2 separate regions of the Mus musculus genome follow, and region 1 is linked to region 2. The links are chromatin loops, found by intact Hi-C in ENCODE. Cell type or tissue: heart. All regions are shown on one strand. Each heading gives the region's core, and the rest is flanking DNA. Links, peaks and the distances in the headings are about the cores only.

Region 1 (9,534 bases), core at 873-8,872, 120 kb after region 2:
CCGAGCCTGGGTCCGGGTCCGGGGCCCACAGCTCCGCCACCATCTCGGTGTGCAGAAACTCGAATAGCACCGCGTCCGCCATACGCCGCCTCGCGACCCTCACGCCTGGCCAACGCTTCCGGCTCCCATTGGTCAGCTCGGGAGGTAGGCCCGATCTGATTGGTGATCCTATTTAGCTCCGCCTGCTTCTTGAAAGCCAGGAGGCGGGTCCACCGAGCCCCTTCCTTGGCCGCGCTGTTAACATCTTCCGCCCTTTCTTCGCTTCCCTCCCTGCTCCCGAGTCTTCGGACATCCAATTGGCTGAGTCTCTGATTCCTGTGAGGGTCCAAGATTAAAAAAAATAAATTTACGCGTCAAACGGAATTTTCCTAAATACATAAGCAAATAAATAAATAAACCCACACTACGGAAGCGACTTGTCTAACCGCTTTCCTATTGGCCATAACTCGGCTCACGTGACGCTGCGAGAGACCGGCTCACTTCCGCCAGGCAGCGGACCCCTTGGGCTCGGAGCCTCGGAGACCCGGTATGGCCTTCCTTCCGGGACTCTGGTGTCGGTGGCTCTTGTTAAGGGTCCCCTCGGGCGGCTGTCCTTTCTGTTTGCCCTGGTGCCTATTGCGGCCAAGTGCTCGCTGGCCAGGAGGACAGTGGAGGGTGTGGCCTGTGCTGGTGGGACTCTGGGAACTCTTGGTTACAAAGCTTTTAAAACTTACTTTATTATTGTCAGTATTATTTTGAGACAAGTTCTCACTATGTATGTAATGTTGGATGGCCTGGCACTATTGAGGATCAGGCTGATCTCGAACTCACAGAGATCTTCCTGCCTCTCCTCCGGTGCTGGGAATTAAAGTCATTATTATTATTTTATATTAGTTAATGTATATATACGCGTGCGTCTCTAGCACGCGTGTAGAGCTCAGAGGACAACTGTACGGGCCTCAGTTCGCTTCTTCCACCATGTGGGTCCCTGGGTTCGAACTCTTGGCGTCAGGTTTGATTGCAAGTGCCTTTTCCCAGCTGAGCCATCTCGTGTGACCTAGTTCTAAGGCTTTGCCTGGACGGTCCTTGATGTCCCCGGTGTGCACACAAATGATACAGAGGTGCACAATTCCAACCCATGTGTACACGAGGAAACTGAGGCCCAAGTCAGGACTCGCTGGGGATGGCGGTGAAGGGGCTGGGACTCGGGACCTCACGTCCGCTCAATTCCTCTTCTCCAGCTCCGTGCCATGGAGTCATCCCAGGGTCGGCGGAGAAGGCCGGGGACAGTGGTACCTGGGGAAGCTGCGGAGACCGACTCGGAGCTGTCTGCATCCTCGTCCGAGGAGGAACTATACCTGGGTCCCTCGGGCCCTACGCGCGGCCGTCCCACGGGGCTGCGTGTGGCCGGGGAGGCGGCGGAGACCGACTCGGAGCCTGAGCCCGAGCCCACGGTTGTGCCGGTCGACCTGCCCCCGCTCGTGGTGCAGCGCGATCCGGCGGAGACTTGGGGCACGGAGGAGACCCCTGCCATGGCGCCTGCGCGCTCGCTGCTGCAGCTCCGGTTGGCTGAGAGCCAGACGCGCCTGGACCACGACGTAGCGGCTGCGGTGAGCGGCGTGTACCGCCGTGCGGGTCGCGATGTGGCCGCCCTGGCGGGGAGGCTGGCGGCTGCTCAGGCCACCGGGCTGGCAGCCGCCCACAGCGTGCGCCTGGCGCGCGGGGACCTCTGCGCGCTCGCCGAGCGCCTGGATATCGTGGCTGGCTGTCGCTTGCTGCCGGACATACGAGGGGTCCCTGGTATGGAGCCCGAGCAGGACCCGGGACCTAGAGCCTAGGCTGTCACTCTGTGTCCCCCCACCTGACTCTGCCTCTTGGTGAACATTCGTACCACCTGTGGCATCTGACTCTGTTTTTGTTCCTGGATCACCGAGGCCTCCAATGCGTGGTAGCATTTGATCAATGCCGACAGAAGCCGAATCCTCGCATCTTCTTTGATATTCTTAGCACAATTCCGGGCTCCCCAACCCAGGTTCTGTGGCTATCAAGTAGCTTAGCCCCTATCCATTCTGGTCCTGTTTCCTAAATTCAGCTTTACTCTTGGGCAAAGCCAGAGGTTTGCTTTCTTTTGTTGAGCCTTTCTGAATTTAGGCTTTGGGGGGTAGTGGTGTCTCTCTAGTTTACATCCCTAAATGATGATCACTCCTGACCCGAGGATACCTTCCTCTTACACATATCCCTCTTACCGACCGCTGTGGCCAAATGCAGACCAACCTAGGGCCTGGGTAGTAACCCTAATTCTTAGGCCTTTGTGTCAGGGGCAGCGCCTCCTGGTGTTTTGATCGCTATAGAGACATGACACCACAAATACAAATCTACCACTCACTGTGTCTCTTTCTGGATGCTAAAAGGACTTGGATTCTGACCTCTATGGGCCTCGAGGATAACAGGTTCTTTTTGCCTCTTTGGGTTTGGCTCTTTGGGTGTCTTTTTGGCCACTCCTTTTGTCTCTGTCTTAATGAGGATTCAGTGACCTTATGTGGAAGGGAGCTCGGGTGGTGGGGTGAGACTGTAGCTCAGTGGTGTCGTGTACGCTTAGTGTGGGCGGCCCTGGGTTCAATTCCTAGGACCACCCTGCTTCAAAAGAAACAAACAAGCACATTCTTTGTTTGTTTGTTTTGTTTTTGTTTTGTTTTTTGAGACAGGGTTTCTCTGTGTAGTCCTGGCTGTCCTGGAACTCACTTTGTAGACCAGGCTGGCCTCAAACTCAGAAATTCACCTGCTTCTGCCTCCCAAGTGCTGGGATTAAAGGCGTGTGCCACCACTGCCCGGTCAAACTAGAACATTCTTAGATGCCTGTGTCCCCTTTAAAAATTTACCCAGGGTGGGGGGTGGGGTGGGGCTGGAAAGTAGAGGTCCTGAGTTCAAACCCCAGAAACCACATGGTGGCTCACAACCATCTGTATTGAGATCTGATGCCCTCTTCTGGTGTGTCTGAAGACAGCTACAATGTACTTATATATAATAAATAAATTATTAAAAAATTTACCCTCTTGATTCTAACTATCAGCTGATATGCTATTTTGTTTTTACATCAACTAGAGTCAGGGTTTTTATTGGTAATTAGGCGTGGAGATTGGGGATTTAGCTCAGGGTTACAGCTCTTGCCTAGCAAGTGCAAGGCCCTGGGTTTGGTCCTCAGCTCAAAAAACAAAACAAAACCTCAAAAAAATCCAACCAAACCCCTCCCCTCCTCAAAAACAAAACATGTAACTGGTGCATGTCAGGCAGTGGTGGCACACACCTCAGTCCCAGCACTGGCTGGGCAGAGGCAGGCAGATCTGAGCTTGAGGCCAGCTTGGTCTGTAGAGCAAGTTCCAGAACAGCCAGGGCTACCCAGAGAAATCCTGTCTCAGTTTTAAAAAAGGAAAAAAATTGTGTGCACATATGTGTGTGCTTGCAGGTATGTTTACCCAGTATGTGTGCTGTATACAGGTGTGCCTATATGTTCAGGTGTGTCCATGTGTGTGTGTAAGCACGTGTGCTTGCATGTGTGTAGAGCTTCCTGTGTATAAACAGGTGTGTCTGCATGCATGCAGGTGTGACTGTATTGTGGGCTCAGGTGTGCCTGGATGTGCAGATCTGTCTGCAGATGTCAGGAGCTGTGTATGTGCATGTAAGGGCCTGTATGTGACAGGTGATGTGCAAGGCTGTCCTCTCCCGAAGCTCTGCTGTGCCGCTGGCACAAGGCCACCACAGAAAGGACTTGTTGACCTTTGAGTTCCCTAGAAGAAGGGGGTATAAGGAGGCTGTGCCACCTCACCTGAGGGTCCAGCCACTCTTCACAAGCACTTGTTTACAACTCTGCCCTAACTCCACCTGTGTCAGGGACTGGGTAGATGTACACAGACCAAGAAAGGACAGAGAGGGGGCTCCATGTACACAGCCACACACAAGCCATCCCTACTGCATGCATACCTTCCAGTAGGGCTGCTCCTGCTCTTAACCCCACACTCTTGCTCCATAAAGCATGGGACCTTGAAAGGTACCATGGTCCCCGGCTGAGCTAAGGCTAGAAGCCGAGGAGAGCCTGAAGGGACCTAAGGAGGTTTACCTGCTCCAGGGCACCAGGCCTGTCACTAGCAGCAGCCCCACCCCCATAGATTTGTGACCATCAGTCATGTAAGGGGAACGCCCAAGCCCCTCCACTCGTAAAGGCTGTGACCTGTGGTCAAGTAGGCACAAGACAGATCTCCATTTTTAACAAGGTTCCTAAAGGCCTGGAGGATGTAGCCAGTAAGCTTTCCTTCCCAGACATTCCTCCCTGCATCCACTTTCCGTCATGACAATAAATGCCTCAACAGTCCTCCTGCATTCCTAGTGCTGGATTGATTATGGGCGTGACCCATCCCTCTGGGAGATAGACAAAACCCAGGGTACTCGGTTGGTCAAGAACAAAGGTGAGGGTCCTGAGAAAATGGTTCAGTGGCTAAGAGCTCTTGCTTTGGACACAGGTGAAGCTGGGGTCCAATCCCCAAGAACAAAGGCAGGCACAGCTGCGCATGCCTGGAACCCAAATTGGGGGTGACAGAGACAGGAAGATCCTGAGAGCTTGCTGGCCAACCAGCCTAGCAGAAAAGGCAAGTGTCCAATTCAGTGGGACCCCCATCTCAAAACAGCAAGGCAGTGCAGGGTAACAGAAGAGGACACTCAGCAGCCAGCCCTGACATCCACATGCACACACGCACATACAGAGGTTGAGGCTGGACAGGGTGAGGACCTGCGTGGATCCAGGCCACAGGCAGAACCCCTTATCAGTGCAGGAATGTAGCTGGGGCTACAGGTTAGGGGTAGTACTAGGTGGGGACAGGGGTGGGGTTGAGAGCCCAAACCCTCCCACTTCTATCCCTTCTGCTCAAAATGCTTGCCAACTTCCTCTGGTACTTGGAGATCTTCTATCAGAGGCCCCGAGGTAGCCCCATCTGTGCAGGTGGCAGCCCCATGCCAATCTCCTGCGTGGGCACAGTGTCTCTGAGTTGATCTTCCTTGGGTGGCTTCAGTGACCCAGCATGCCTCGCTTGCACAGTGAACACAGCAAGCACCCTAGGCATGTCTGTAGATTCCAGGGTGTGATTAAGCCAGGACCAGGTGATATTAAAGTTCCCAGCTGCTCCCTGGCTCTCTGCTGCCCTCTGTTGGAAATCCAGAGAAGACACACTGTTGTTGCCTGTGGGAAAATCCGTTTACCTTGAGCCTAGTTCTGACCCTTCAGAGTCTCTGGTTCCATTTTTTCAAAAATTACTTACCCAGGGTGGGAGACAGTACTGCCACCTGGAGCTTGTGGATGATCTAAATTTTTATTGGAATATATTTTGGAGGGGGCGAGGGCAGGGTCTCATGTATCCCAGGCTGGCCAGGAACTCCCTGGGGAGAACCTTTAGATCCTTGTCATTTACGCCTGTTTTCTGGAATTATAGACCTGTGCTGTGCCACCACAAGTCTTGGTTTGTTTTATTTTTATTACATCATACACACACACACACACACACACACACACACATATATATATATATATCACATATCACATGCATACATAACATAACGATGTGTATATACTCCATCTACATGCATATATATATATATATATATATATATATTTTTTTTTTTTCTGATGCAGGATTTGTCTGTATAGCCCTGGCTGTCCTGGAACTCACTCTGTAGACCAGGCTGGCCTCGAACTCAGAAATCCACCTGCCTCTGCCTCCCGAGTGCTGGGATTAAAGGCATGCAACACCATGCCCGGCCTATGTTTGTTTGTTTGTTTGTTTTTGAGACAGGGTTTCTCTGAGTAGCCCTGGCTATCCTGGAACTCAATATGTAGACCAGGCTAGCGTGGAACTTAGAGATCTACCTGCCTTTTCCTCCTGAGTGGTAGGTTTCGAGGTGGCACAACCATACCCAGCCTTATTTTAGTTTTTAAAATGTTCTCTGTGTGGTGTTTTGTGAGTGTGTGTGTGTTCCACATGCATGCCTGATGCCTGAGGAGACCAGAAAAGGATATCAGATCCCCTGAGACTGGTGTTACAGAGGTTGTGAACGTCTATGGTCATGGTGGGACTCAAACCAGTGTCCTTTGGAAGAGCAGCCAGTGCTCTTAATTGCTGAGTCGTCTCTCCAGCCCTAGGAGGATACATTGTCTTTTAAAATCATTTTACTGAGTGCACTGAGAGCAGCAGCTGGAGACAACTACACAACTGTCTGTTTTTTGTTTTTGTTTTTGTTTTTGTTTTGTTTTTCGAGACAGGGTTTCTCTGTATAGCCCTGGCTGTCCTGGCACTCACTTTGTAGACCAGGCTGGCCTCGAACTCAGAAATCTGCCTGCCTCTGCCTCCCGAGTGCTGGGATTAAAGGCGTGCACCACCACGCCCGGCTCTGTCTATTTTTTTAAAAGATTAGTGTGTGTGTGTTTGTGTCTATGTATGTATCCTGTTTCTGTATGTGCTATTGTCTCTGTGTCTGTGTGTATGTGTGTGCTTGTGTGTTGCTATATGTATGTGTTTGTGTGTATGTGTGTGTTTGTGCATATATGTGTGTTTATGTGTGTGAGTGTGTATAGTGTGTGTGTGGTGTGTGTGTGTGTGTGTGTGTGTGTGTGTGTGTGTGAGTGATTGTGTATGTACTCTTCTTGTGCCACAGTGCGTGGATAGAGAGCAGAAGACAACCTTGGGTGTTGGTTCTTGATTTCTACCTTGTTTTCGACAGGGTCTCTAGTTTGCTGCTGCGGACATCAGGTTAGCTGAGCCAAAAGTCTCTGGGGATTCTCAGGTCTCACCACCACAGTATTCCTCACTCCTCAGGGATGCGGATGCCCTGGGCCTGACTTTATGTGGGTTCCTGGGAGGAGTCAAACTCAGGTCCTCACGCTATGACTCACCCCCTAGGGCCTTGGTTCTGACCTTCTAGGTGCTCCATCTGTGACTGATCAGAGATGACCCACAGGGACATAGCAGTGACTCACACAGAGCAGGGGAACCTCAGGACATGGAGGCCACAGTCTCTGTTCTCTGACTCGGGGCCTCCCTCAAGGACATCTCCCTCTTGACCCTGCCTCAGCACCTGAGTGCTGGGTAACAGGCGTGAGTTTCTCAGTAAATAATCAATCTTGTATAAAAGAGATTAAGTAATTGGAAGACTGAATATGGTTTGTGTTTCTTCACTGGGTTGCCGTGTCTTGGGCTCCCCCATTCCCATCTGGTAGCTTTTTCCTCCTGCCCTAGGCCTTCCTGTGGCATTCCACGGGCTGTAGCTGCGGATATGTTCCTGAACCTTCGGTATGTCTGAATATCCTATTTTGTCTCCTGCTTTAATTGGGTTATCGAGATGGTTCTCTAAGTAAAGGTGCCTGCCAGCACTCGGGCCTGAGTTGAGTCCTCGGGTCCCACATGGCGGAAGCTGAGAACCGACTCTTGCTCTCTGACCTTTGCTCTACATGTGCATGCACGCATGCACACATGCAAACAAACAAACAAAAAGAAAATGTAACACAAATATTTAAAGGCCAAATTTGGAAGACCGAGAGACAGAAAAAAAAAAAGCAAGCCATGGCTCTACATACGCTCTATAAGATTGCAATATCATGAAGTATTTTCTCTTACCAGAGCGGAAATCAAAACCAAGAGGATATTTCAAAACACCGCAAGTATTTGGGAAGTAAACAGCCCAGAGGTCAAAAAGGAAGTTTTAAAAAAAATTATATAAAACTAAATGAGAAAGAAAATAGGAAGTGGGGGGCACGGGGTGAGATGGCTCAGTGGGGGAGAGGGCTTGCTTGGGGGGGAAGAGACAGCTTGGTGGGGTGGGAGGTATGATACTGCTGAGGGCTGAGGGGGAAGGGGTGTTGAGATGGTTTGGTGGAGGGTGTGGTGGAGGGGTTGGAGGAGGGTTTGAGATGACTTGAGTGGGGGAGGGGGAGTTGAGAAGGGTAGATGGGGCTGGGAGACCTTTTGTGGGGTGAGAAGGGGGGCTGAGACAGCTCAATGGGGGGGCTCCTACAGCGGGGGAAGGGGGTGAGACAGGCTTGGTGGGGGCAGCATTGATGGGTAAAGGCACAGCCAGACCTGATGCTGAGGGTTTGATGCCTGGGACCCACGTGATGAAGAGACCTGGCCACAGGAAATCATCTCTGACCGCAGCCTATAGGGAATGAATAAGTAAGTGAAACACAAAACAGAGCCAAAGCCAGGCACTGAAGTTCATGCTTATGATCCCCACACTTGAAAGGTTCGAGGCCAGCCTCAGCTGGGTATGGGTCATCAAAGTCCTCAATTCAAGCATACCTCCCAGAGCTGAGAGGTGGGCTAGCCCTCCTTCCAACTGTGTGCTGTAGGGCTCAGGGAGTGTCGTTAGGGTTCTGTGCGTTTAAACAGTGACATACCCACCCCCACCCCCTCATATAGGAAATTGGGGAATACTCTAGATCAAAACAGGAAGGCTGGGGCTGGAAAGATGACTCAGCAGTTAAGAGCACTGACTGCTCTTCCAGAGGTCCTGAGTTCAAGTCCCAGCAACCACGTGATGGCTCACAACCATCAGTAATGGGATCTGATGCCCTCTTCTGGTGTGTCTTTTTTTTTTTTTTTAAAGATTTATTATTATACATAAGTACACTATAGCTGTCTTCAGACTTGCCAGAAGAGGGAGTCAGATCTCATTACGAGTGGTTGTGAGCCACTATGTGGTTTCTGGGATTTGAACTCTGTACCTTCGAAAGAAGCAGTCAGTGCTCTTACCCACTGAGCCATCTCGCCAGCCCCCGTGGTGTGTCTTTAGATAATGGCAGTGTATTCACATATATAACAACAGAAACAAACAAACAAACAAACAAAACAAACCAACAACAGCAAAAAACAAACAAAACAAAACAAAAAAAAGTCCCAGGAAGTCCACTTCCAATTTTGGAGGGAAAAGTGTTTATTTGTTTATTTAGTGCAAGAGATGTGTTTATAAAAAGGTAAAGAGAGCCGGGTGTGGTGGCGCACGCCTTTAATCCCAGCACTCGGGAGGCAGAGGCAGGCGGATTTCTGAGTTCGAGACCAGCCTGGTCTACAAAGTGAGTTCCAGGACAGCCAGGGCTATACAGAGAAACCCTGTCTCGAAAAACCAAAAAATAAAAAAATTTTTTAAAAAGTAAATAAATAAAGATAAAGAGAGAAAAGGAGGGGATATGTTCTATGGAGGTGTGGTGAGGTATGAGGGAAGGGGGCGCCTCTGCGGGCCCATGCTGAGGCATCCCTTCTCCCTGAGGGACCAGCCACACAATGGTATAGCATAGAACAGAGTTCATTCAAGGCATGGGGAGGGGAATTAAGAGTAGTAGAGGCAGAGAGAAGGAGAGAGTAGAGAAATCCGGCCATGACCCTGTGGAGAGAGGGGTTAAGGGGGAAGAAATGGGAAAGGGGTGAGGGGACAGAGTGAGAGCAAGAGGAGAAGAGCAAGAGGGAACAAGAGAGGGAGGAGGGAGCAAGCAACCCCTTTTATAGTGGGTCAGGCCTATCT
Region 2 (9,534 bases), core at 549-8,548:
TTCAGAGGTGTAGAAAGGTAGGGCTGGCTTTGGAGACCGGAGTGACACAAATGCTGGTTCAGGACAGGAGCGAGCTGAGGCTTGTATAGTCCGAATCACAGCATTGAGGTCCCCAACAAGTTGATCCTGATAGCATCTGTTAGGTTATTATTTATTGAGTACAAATTCTACATCTGACTCAGTGCTGGTCATTGCTGGGGACACAGCAGTGACCAAGATAGTCCCAGCCCCGTGCTTACAGGGCTCCTACCCAGACAAGGAAGCAAGTCTATAAACAAAGGTGCGATTATAAAAGGCAGTGATGGCTGTGAAGAGTTCTTGGGGGAGGTCAGTGACATTCAAAAGTAGGGTGGAGACAGGTTGATGGAACAGGGCAGGTGGAAGGACAAATTCCTTCCTTCTGATGTGCCAGACACAAGCTGAACTCTGGGTAAAGTGAGAATGTGGCAGGCATGGTCCCCACTATTCAGTTCTCAAGCTCAGTGTGTCTTAGTGAGACATATGACAGGCAAGTTGGGATCTTCTGGACCCCGCCCGCATGCACAGCCTGGAAGCCATGTTTCCTGGAAGCCTGGGAGACCACAGTCCTCCATACACAACATCCTGAGAGCTAGGATGGCAAAGGGGTGCCTCACACCCAGCTCCCAGGAGTCTGTTGAGGAGCCCCAAGTAGAATTTCCTGAGTTTAGGTTTAGTCTGGCTTAGGCTGCCCTGAAGCTCACTGTGTAGCCCAGGTTGGCCTGGAACTAGTGGCAGTCCTCCTGCCTCATCATCTTAGTGCTGGGATTACAGTCGCATGCCACAATACCTGGAAATTCAAGTTTGTCTCTGCATCTCTGGATTCATCCAGCATGGCTATCTAAGAAGGGTTTTCCAAAACAAAGTATTTTGAGGTTGGTCTTGTCAGGTCCCCTCTGGTCTCAAAGCCCTAGCATTCCCCATCTCTCTGGAAGGGAACTTGGCATTTACTGATCTCATGGAGATAAGGATATGTGAAAGCTGCCTTCTAAGGGGCAAAGTTCTGGCTGCCAGGAGCCACTCCCGGGAGTGTGGAGAAAGGAAGGGCAGGAGGCAATGGAGGAGGAGGGATCTGGCAGATACTGGGGTAGTGTGTGCTCAGTCCCCAGCCAGTAGCTTTCATAATAACAGTTGGGTGACCCTCCCTGCTGAGTGACTTCTGGACCCATTTGCTTCCTCTGGCTTCCTCTAGTCCTGTCTGGGGAATGATGGGAGGTTGGTTTCCACTACTTCATTGTTGATATTTACTAGGGAAGTGATGCGGTCTCACTAGGTATGTAGCATGGCTGCTGCCCTTTCCTTCCCATCCATCCCCTCTGCAAAGTAGGGGTGAGCCTGAGATTTTGGGAGCTAGGCTAGGGTGCAGAGTGGACAGCACCCAGGGTTTGATCCGTTTCTTCGGGCCCAGGGTGGACTTTCAGGATGGAACCTGTACAGAATTTATTTAGAATTGCTCATGTCTGTCAGCTACACATATACACACCCCAAATCCACTCACAGCTCCCCCTCCCCCCTGTTCCACAAGTTCCTGGCAACACTATCATCCTGGTCTGAGGGTTTTAGTGGATGGCAGGTGTTGGGGGATGCTCTTGAGTTCTTTTGGGCCCCCAGCATTAAGAACTGAAGGGAGAGCCCGGGAAGGGATTAAGAAGATTGGGGATGGAAGCCCCAGGAAGTCTGCCTTGGGGACAGGGTGGGGGAATCTGTGTTAGATATCATGTCTGATGGTGTCTGACCTTCACCTTTCTTTTCTCTTCCTTCCACAGATGAATTGGGTGAGTATCAGAAGGCAGGTGTTTGGGAGGATGAGGGTCCCAGCGTTGGTAAAGCTGGGACACACCTTGTTTGATGGGAGCGGGCTCTGGTGTGGTTTGAGGGGATCTGAGCAAGGGATGCTTCGGAGCTCCAGCACACTCAGCAGCCATCTGTATTTCTGTCCTCTGTGGCCGGTGCTCACTCATGGGTGGCAGGGGTCTTTCTTGTACTAGGCCCAGTGCCAGGCACCAAGAATCCAGCTTTGACCAAAACTAAATCACTACCATGGAGGAGGAGCTAACAGTGTGGACTGTGGAGTCAGAAGAGAACAGAGACTGAGCAGGAGAAAGGGAGGGTAGGATGAGGCTTGGCAGATGGAAGTGCCTGGGAAGACATAGTGCCGCCAGGCGTGCCCAGATCTCATGCCTGGACCTCTGCACTCACAGGTAGAGGCAGGAAGATCAGATCCCGCGCCTGAAACTCCACACTCACAGTTGGAGGCGGGAAGATCAAAGAGAATTTGAGCCAAGGGAGTGGGGTGGGGTGGGGTGGGGTGGCGCATACATTTGATCCCAGCACCAAGGCCACACAGGCAGGCAGATCTCTGAGTTTAAGGCCAACCTGGCCTACAGAGCAAGTGTAACTCTGTCTCAAAAAACAAACAAACAAACAAACCAATCAAGGAGGAAGGAGGAGGAGGAAGAGGAGGAGGAGGAAGAGAAGAAGAAGAAGAAGAAGAAGAAGAAGAAGAAGAAGAAGAAGAAGAAGAAGAAGAAGAAGAAGAAGAAGAAGACAATGAGAGAGAGGCAGAATTTGAGTGCAGTCTGAGCTACATAGTGTACATAGTGAGTTTTAGGCTAGCCTGGGCTACAAAGTAAAAAAAGAGAGAGATAAAGGGACAGGAAGAAAAAGGGAGCAAGGTAAAGAGGTGTGGCTTTCACAGAAGGGGGCAGCAGCATGAGGTGCCTAATGGGTTGAATGGAGGGAAAGCTGGGAACCAGGAGAGAGGAAGAACAAGTTCACAGCCCTGAAGGTCACCAAGCTAGGTGGGTACAAGAAATAAGGGGTGCAGCTGGGTTTTTTGTTTTTCTGAGAGAATGGACTTTAAGGAGGGTTTTGTTTATTTTTGAGACGGTTCCAAGTAGCCCAGGTTGAAGTTGGGCGGTGGTGGCGCACGCCTTTGATCCCAGCACTTGGGAGGCAGAGGCAGGCAGATATCTGTGAGTTTGAGGCCAATCTGGTCTACAGAGTGAGTTCCAGACAGCTATGGCTACAATAGAAAAACCCTGACTTGAAAAATCAAGAAAAAAAAAAGTAGCTCAGGCTGGCCTTAAAATAACCATCTAGCTGAGGATGCTCTTAAATGCTTGCTCCTCATCTCTCTACTTCCCTGGGGCTGGGATTGGATGTGGTGCTGACCTGGAACCCAGGGCTTTATCCCTGTGCATGCCAGGCCAGCAATCTACCAATTGGCTACAGCCCTCTGTTTGTTTGAGACAGGATCTTGCCCTGAAGGCCATGGCAAGGCTCAAATTCAGCCCCCATGCTAAGCAATGTTATATCACTGTGCCACACCCTAGCCCCTCACTGGGGGATTCTAGGCAGGGGCTGTGCCACTGAGCCACGCCCCCAGCCCCTCACTGGGGGATTCTAGGCAGGGGCTCTACCACTGAGCCACGCCCCCAGCCCCTCACTGGGGGATTGTAAGGCAGATTCTACTAATGAACTCTATCTGTATTTGAGGCAAGTTTATGTGAGGAAATTGTTGGTCTTTACTGCCAAGGACTTAGGAGCCATGGGAGTCTTCTACGCAAAAGAGAAACGGGTTGGTATTAACAAAATCCCTTTGGCTGTGTGAAATGCACAAATACAAACTGGCAACTGCCTTAGTCCAATCGGGAGATAGATGGTGGGTGGAGCAACAGTGGCAGATGGCGCCTCCTGGAAAAGTGAATATGTTTTTGAAGTAGAGGCACAGCCTTGGGAGTGCTGCGTGGCGTTCCTTCTGGCACTTGTCTGTATTCGCAGCACTGGAAAGGCAGAGACAAGAGGAGCTTGTGTTGGAGAACTTGGCTACACAGTGAGACCCTGTCTCAAAAAGCCAAGGGGAGGGAGGGGCTGGAGAGCTGGCTCAATGGTTAAGAGTGCTAGTCATGTTCGGGAGACAGAGGCAGGTGGATTTCTGAGTTCGAGGCCAGCCTGGTCTACAAAGTGAGTTCCAGGACAGCCAGGGCTACACAGAGAAACCCTGTCTCGAAAAACAAAAAAACAAAACAAAAAAAAAGAAGTGCTAGCCATTCTCCCAGAGAAGCCGACTTTGATTTCTAGCACTCATGTTGAGAGACTCACAACGGCCTGTAACCCCAGCTCCAGGACATCTGACACCTTCTTCAGGCCTCTGCACCTGGACACTTGTTGGTACACACCCCTGTATAGACAGGTGCATACACATACTTTTTACAGATCTTTAGAAGATTGAAAAGCTAGCTCAGTAGTTGAGAAGACTGGCTGCTCTTCCAGTGGACGGTGGTTCGATTCCCAGTGTCCATGTGGCTGCTCACAACCAATTTTAACTTCAATTCTAAAGGTTCTGACGCCCTCTTCTGGCTTCTGAGGGCACGGGTCCTTCCAAGTGATACACAGACATATGCAGGCAACACAGACACACACACACTAAAATTAAGTGAAAAAAACTTTAAGAAAATCAAGGGTGAGCCGGAGCACACCTTTCATCTCAACATTCATAGGCAGAGGCAGGTGGATCTCTGGGAGTTCCGGGCTTCACAGAGAAACCGTGCCTCCAAAAAAACCAAACCAACAACCAAAAATACCAAAACAAATGAAGCAAAACATAAGGGTCCGGTACAGGGTATGGCTTATATCCCAGCAGGTGAGAGTGGATCTCTGTGTGTTCAAGATCTGCCTAGTTCCAAGCCAGCCACAGCTACACAAGGAGACCCTGTCTCAGAAAACCAAATTAAAGCAAGCACCAGCAAAACCAAGACAAAAAAGCAGAACCAAGCAGGGAAAACGTGAGAAGTCAGGAAAGGAGCCTAGCCCTGTCCCTCCCCAGCCTCACGGGTCTCCTCTGTTTGTCGCGCAGAAATCATCGACGAATACATTAAGGAGAACGGCTTTGGCCTGGACGGGACACAGCTGAGTGAGATGCCGCGCCTGGTGCCCCGCGGGCCCGCCTCACTGAGCAGCGTCACGCTGGGCCCTGCTGCACCACCGCCTCCGGCCACGCCGTCCTGGAGCTGCACACTGGGCAGGCTGGTGTCACCCGGCCCGTGCCCACGGCCGTACCTGGTCATCACAGAGCAGCCAAAGCAGCGTGGCATGCGCTTCCGCTACGAGTGCGAGGGCCGCTCGGCCGGCAGCATCCTCGGGGAGAGCAGCACCGAAGCCAGCAAGACCCTGCCCGCCATCGAGGTGCGTGTTGTGCTGCTGTGCTCTTGCTGTGGTGCCCGGGAATAGGATTGCTGGGCTTCCAACCATCTGCAAACCTCAAAAGGGCCTGGGGTGGTGGCTCACACTTATAAAACCAAGACTGGGGGACAGGATGATAGAGGGGCCATCCTGGATTACAGACTGTGGCCCTTTAAGATAACGAAGACAACAGACTATATGATATTGTATGTTAGGCTGTTCCAATGACAAATTAGCATCTGGATCCCAAAGGCGCGCCATCCAAAGTTACCATCAACCTCCCATTTCGCCACTAGAGGGAAGCACTCACTCTGTGAAGTGGATGTCACAGACTAGGCCTTTCAGAGACCAGGCCAGCAGAGCTCAGACACAGACCCAGAGCAAAATGGAGAGTCTTTTGGGACTGGTTATTGTCTCGCCCATCACCAATGGCTACTGAATAAGAAATCAGTTTTTCTACTGAATTTTTCTCAGCAATGGGGATTGAACCTAGGTTTTTGTATTTGTTAAGCAGTGGAGGGGCTCTACCACTGAGCCACGCCCCCAACCTTCTGATTTAAATTTTTTGAGTCACATGCTTGTTGTGCAAGTTGGCACTTATTTATTTATTTATTTATTTATTTATTTATTTATTATCGTTCTTTAGCTTGTGAGTAGCTGGAATTACAGGCCTGTTTTTTTGTTGTGGTTGCTTGTTTTTTGAACTGGAATCTTCAAATGTTTCCCAGGCTGACCCCAAACACTGCTACTCACGAAGAGATCCTCCTGTCTCAGCCCCCAAAGCTAGGCTTCCACCTAACATACAAGTGTATGCCATCCTGCCGAGATAGCTCGTCTCTCTGATTCTGTATGTCCATCTTTCTCTCTCAAACTGAGTTATGTTTGCTCAGCTCTTAGGACTACATCTGCCATGCTTGGTGACAGTGACACAGGCCTTTCATCCAACCACGTAGGAGGCAGAGGCAGCTAGATCTCTATGAGTCTGAGGCCAGCCTGCTCTACATAGTGAGACCCTATTTCAAAAAAAAAAAAAAAAAAAAGTACATTTTTTTTTATGTGCCGGATGTAGTAGTACAGGCCTGTCATGCTCTGGAGGTGGAGGCAGGGGGATTGAGGGCTCAAGTTCACTCATCAGCTACATAGTGAGCTCAGTACTATCTTGGGTTATATGAGGCTTATCTCAAAATCCAAGGAAGAGTGGGACAAGGTGGCTCATACCTGTAATGTTGTATCTGGAAGGCTGAGCCAGAAAATCAGGAGTTCAAGGCCAGCCTGGCTACTTAGCAAGTAAGAGGAAACTTGGGTTACCTGAGTACATGAGATCCTGTCTCAAAAAACAGTATGTTAAAAGAAAAATCCAACAAAGCAGGTGAAGGTAGGGAAGGAAGAGACAGAGGAAGGTAGGGGGGAAAGACAGCACTCAGCAAGGTTACATGGCCACTGTTGGCATGGTTCCGCCTTCGCATAGATTAGTGATGTTAAGCCTTTCCTTGGTTTTCTAGGGAGAAGAGGTGGGGTTAGCAACAAGGGAGGCCCAGGGAGTCTGGATGGGGACAGGGGTCCACCAAATTCCCAACAAGCCCATGTCTTCCTGCAGCTTCGAGACTGTGGCGGGCTGCGGGAGGTGGAGGTGACGGCGTGCCTGGTGTGGAAGGACTGGCCACACCGGGTACACCCACATAGCCTCGTGGGGAAAGACTGCACGGACGGCGTCTGCAGGGTGCGGCTGCGGCCTCACGTCAGCCCCCGGCACAGGTACCAGACCCCGACCTTTGACCCCAGCTTCTCACCTCTGCTCATGGAGATTCCACAGGTGAACATCAGCACCTGGGAAAGCCCAGGTCATGGGGCATCTTAGCCAGACCCTCCCTGTTGCTCATCTTGGATGGATGGGGAAAGTTAGGTGTGGATGCAGTAGTGTACACCACACGGCTCTGAAAACCGACTGCACTCATTCACAGCTGTTCCATATTTGCTCTCTGTTTTGCCTTTTAAGATGGGGTCTTGCCACGTAGTCAGAACTAACTTGGAATTAGAGATCCTCCTGCCTCAGTCTCCATAGGCAGGTACCACCAGATGGGCTCATACCTATTCTATTTATCTTGTTCTGTAGACGAGGAGACAGAGGGTCATCAGAGCTGCCTGTGGACTCCAGACCCAGCTTAACTGAGATGCCCATATCAGAGGACAACTTATGGGACTCAGTTTTCTCCTTCCGCTGTGTGGCTTCCCAGGGTTGACCTTGGGTAGTTAGGCTGACTGACAACGACTTTTACCTGCTGAGCCATCTAATGAACCCTAGTTTTTGTTTTTGAGACAAGAATGCACATATGCCAGGCTAGCCTCAGAATTCACTAGTGTAGCTGAGGATGACTTTTTTTTTTTTTTCCTTTTCTTTTGACAGTCTCACTATGTAGCCCTGGCGGGCCTGATACTTGTTGCTTAGAACGGAGATCTTCCTGCCTCTGCCTCCCTAGTGCTGGGATTAAAGAGTGTACCACTATGCCCACTGACTTTACATTTATGATCCTCCTGCCTCTACCTCTTGAGAGCTAAGAGCATAGCCACAGACATTTATTGAGTATTTTATTTTATTGTTTGTTTTTTGAGACAAGGTTTTTCTGTGTAATAGCTCTGATTGTCCTGAACTTGATTTGTAGACCAGGCTGGCCTCAAACTCACAGAGATCCGCCTGTCTCTGCCTCCTGAGTGCTGGGTTTAAAGGCGTGCACCACCACACCTGGCTCATTTAGCCTTTTAATTACTTAGGTTAGAGTGAGTGTCTTTCTATGTTACATAGGCTAGCCTCAAATTCCCCGGCTTCAGCTTCCTAAGTGCAGAGAATCCAGGCTTTCTTTGCACTTTTTTTTTATATAAAGGAGCCTGGCTAGCATTTCTACACAGTAAGAATAAGGCAAGGTCTTGGTCTCACTACAATATGACCCCCGGTGGCCCATGAGAGGTGAAAGTCCCAGGTCTTGCCCGTGCTCCTCCGTGGGTTGTGCCTACAGCATCTGGGCAGCTGTCTGTCCTGTGAAGAGGATGCCATCCCTCACAGCCTATCCTGTCTCCCACTCAGCTTTAACAACCTGGGCATCCAGTGTGTTAGGAAGAAGGAAATTGAAGCTGCCATTGAGCGGAAGATCCAGCTGGGAATTGACCCCTACAATGGTAAGTGTCCTACTTGTCTCCCTAGCCCCCAGCCCTTTGTGGCTGGTTTTTGTTGTTTGGTTGGTTTTGTGTTTTGTGTGTTTTTGTTTTTGTTTTTGTTTTGTTTTGTTTTGTTTCAAGGCAGGGTGTCTCTGTCTATCCCTAGCTGTCCTGGAATTCATTCTGTAGACTAGGCTGGCCTTCAGCTCAGAGATCCTCCTGCCTCTGCCTCTTGAGCACTGGGCTTAAAGGCATGCACCACCACTTCTCAGCTTCTTTTCTAAGAAATTAAAAGATATTACATGTATGTATTTATTTTGTGTGCATATGTGTGGGTTTTGCGTGGTGTGGGCAAGCCTATGGAGTCCTGAGGGTTCCGTGCGAGAGTCAGGTTTCTTCCTCGTGGGCTCCAGTGAATGAAATCGGGTCCTCAGGCTTTGCAGCGAGTGTTTTTCACTGCTGAACCATCTCACTGACCCCTTTATTTGGTTTTTCATTTTGGTTTTCGAGACTAGGTCTCAACGTACACCAGGCTGTCCTTGAACTTATCATGTAGCTGAGGATAACCTTGAACACTGCATCTTCTGCCTCCACCACCCTGCCTTAGCGCCCTTCCTCTTCCTCGCTGTGCCTGCAGCAGCTCAGCTGACCACAGCCTCCCTTTGCTCTCTCCAAGCTGGCTCCCTGAAGAACCATCAGGAGGTCGACATGAATGTCGTCAGGATCTGCTTCCAGGCCTCCTATCGGGACCAGCAGGGACATCTGCACCGCATGGACCCCATCCTCTCTGAGCCTGTCTACGACAAGAGTGAGTCAAGGGTGCCATGTTCCTTGGGATTGAGCTGTCACCGCTATGGGAAAGCGCTGGGCCAGTGGCTCGGATGAGCAGGACATCATTGTGGGCTTTGCTTTGCTTTCTGTTTCCTTCTTGCTTGCTACATTTACACAGTGGCTCGGTACCCACAGTCTCAGGGGAGCGGGGTCTCCACTTCCCTTTTCTCTTTTTCCCTCCTGGGCACATGGTGAGTGCCATAGCCCCAGACATCACATTTACATCAGAAGCCTAGGCTGGGCAGTGCCCTCCCTTGTGCGTGTACAGTTTGTACCTTGTCCGTTTCCGTGTTATTTCTCTTTTCGTCTGGTGCTGTTTATTGGTGACCTTTGCTCCTTGACAGTTCTGTA

Evidence for each region. Hi-C counts contacts between places; a loop is a spot of excess contacts. Peaks named below come from ENCODE experiments on the same cell type or tissue, not always from the same donor. Only the 100,000 strongest peaks of a DNase experiment are listed, where the experiment ranks them.
Region 1: it touches region 2 in a loop (6-fold over the local background); 9 of 42 quality-filtered maps call a loop at or near these places.

Annotation. Positions count from the first base shown.
Region 1 is chr7:19,499,297-19,508,830 of GRCm38, reverse strand. It overlaps Bloc1s3 (biogenesis of lysosomal organelles complex-1, subunit 3), which reads left to right and starts at 461. Exons shown (of 2, transcript NM_177692.4): 1 at 461-526; 2 at 1,221-3,027. The coding sequence starts at 1,230. The coding sequence ends at 1,817. Trappc6a (trafficking protein particle complex 6A) reads right to left here and starts at 161. Exons shown (of 6, transcript NM_025960.4): 1 at 1-161. The coding sequence starts at 82. In heart, for the core only: CTCF peaks have their summits at 2,302 (motif pointing left) and 5,178 (motif pointing left); DNase peaks (open chromatin) are centred at 1,350 and 4,962; H3K4me3 peaks cover 1,514 bases; H3K27ac peaks cover 1,165 bases.
Region 2 is chr7:19,615,185-19,624,718 of GRCm38, reverse strand. Relb (avian reticuloendotheliosis viral (v-rel) oncogene related B) reads left to right here. Exons shown (of 12, transcript NM_009046.2): 3 at 1,785-1,793; 4 at 4,877-5,205; 5 at 6,800-6,957; 6 at 8,282-8,373; 7 at 9,029-9,160. Among named protein-coding and RNA genes, the nearest start is that of Relb, 9.5 kb to the left of the region's middle. In heart, for the core only: a CTCF peak has its summit at 5,499 (motif pointing right); a DNase peak (open chromatin) is centred at 5,518; H3K4me3 peaks cover 935 bases; H3K27ac peaks cover 499 bases; H3K27me3 peaks cover 2,406 bases.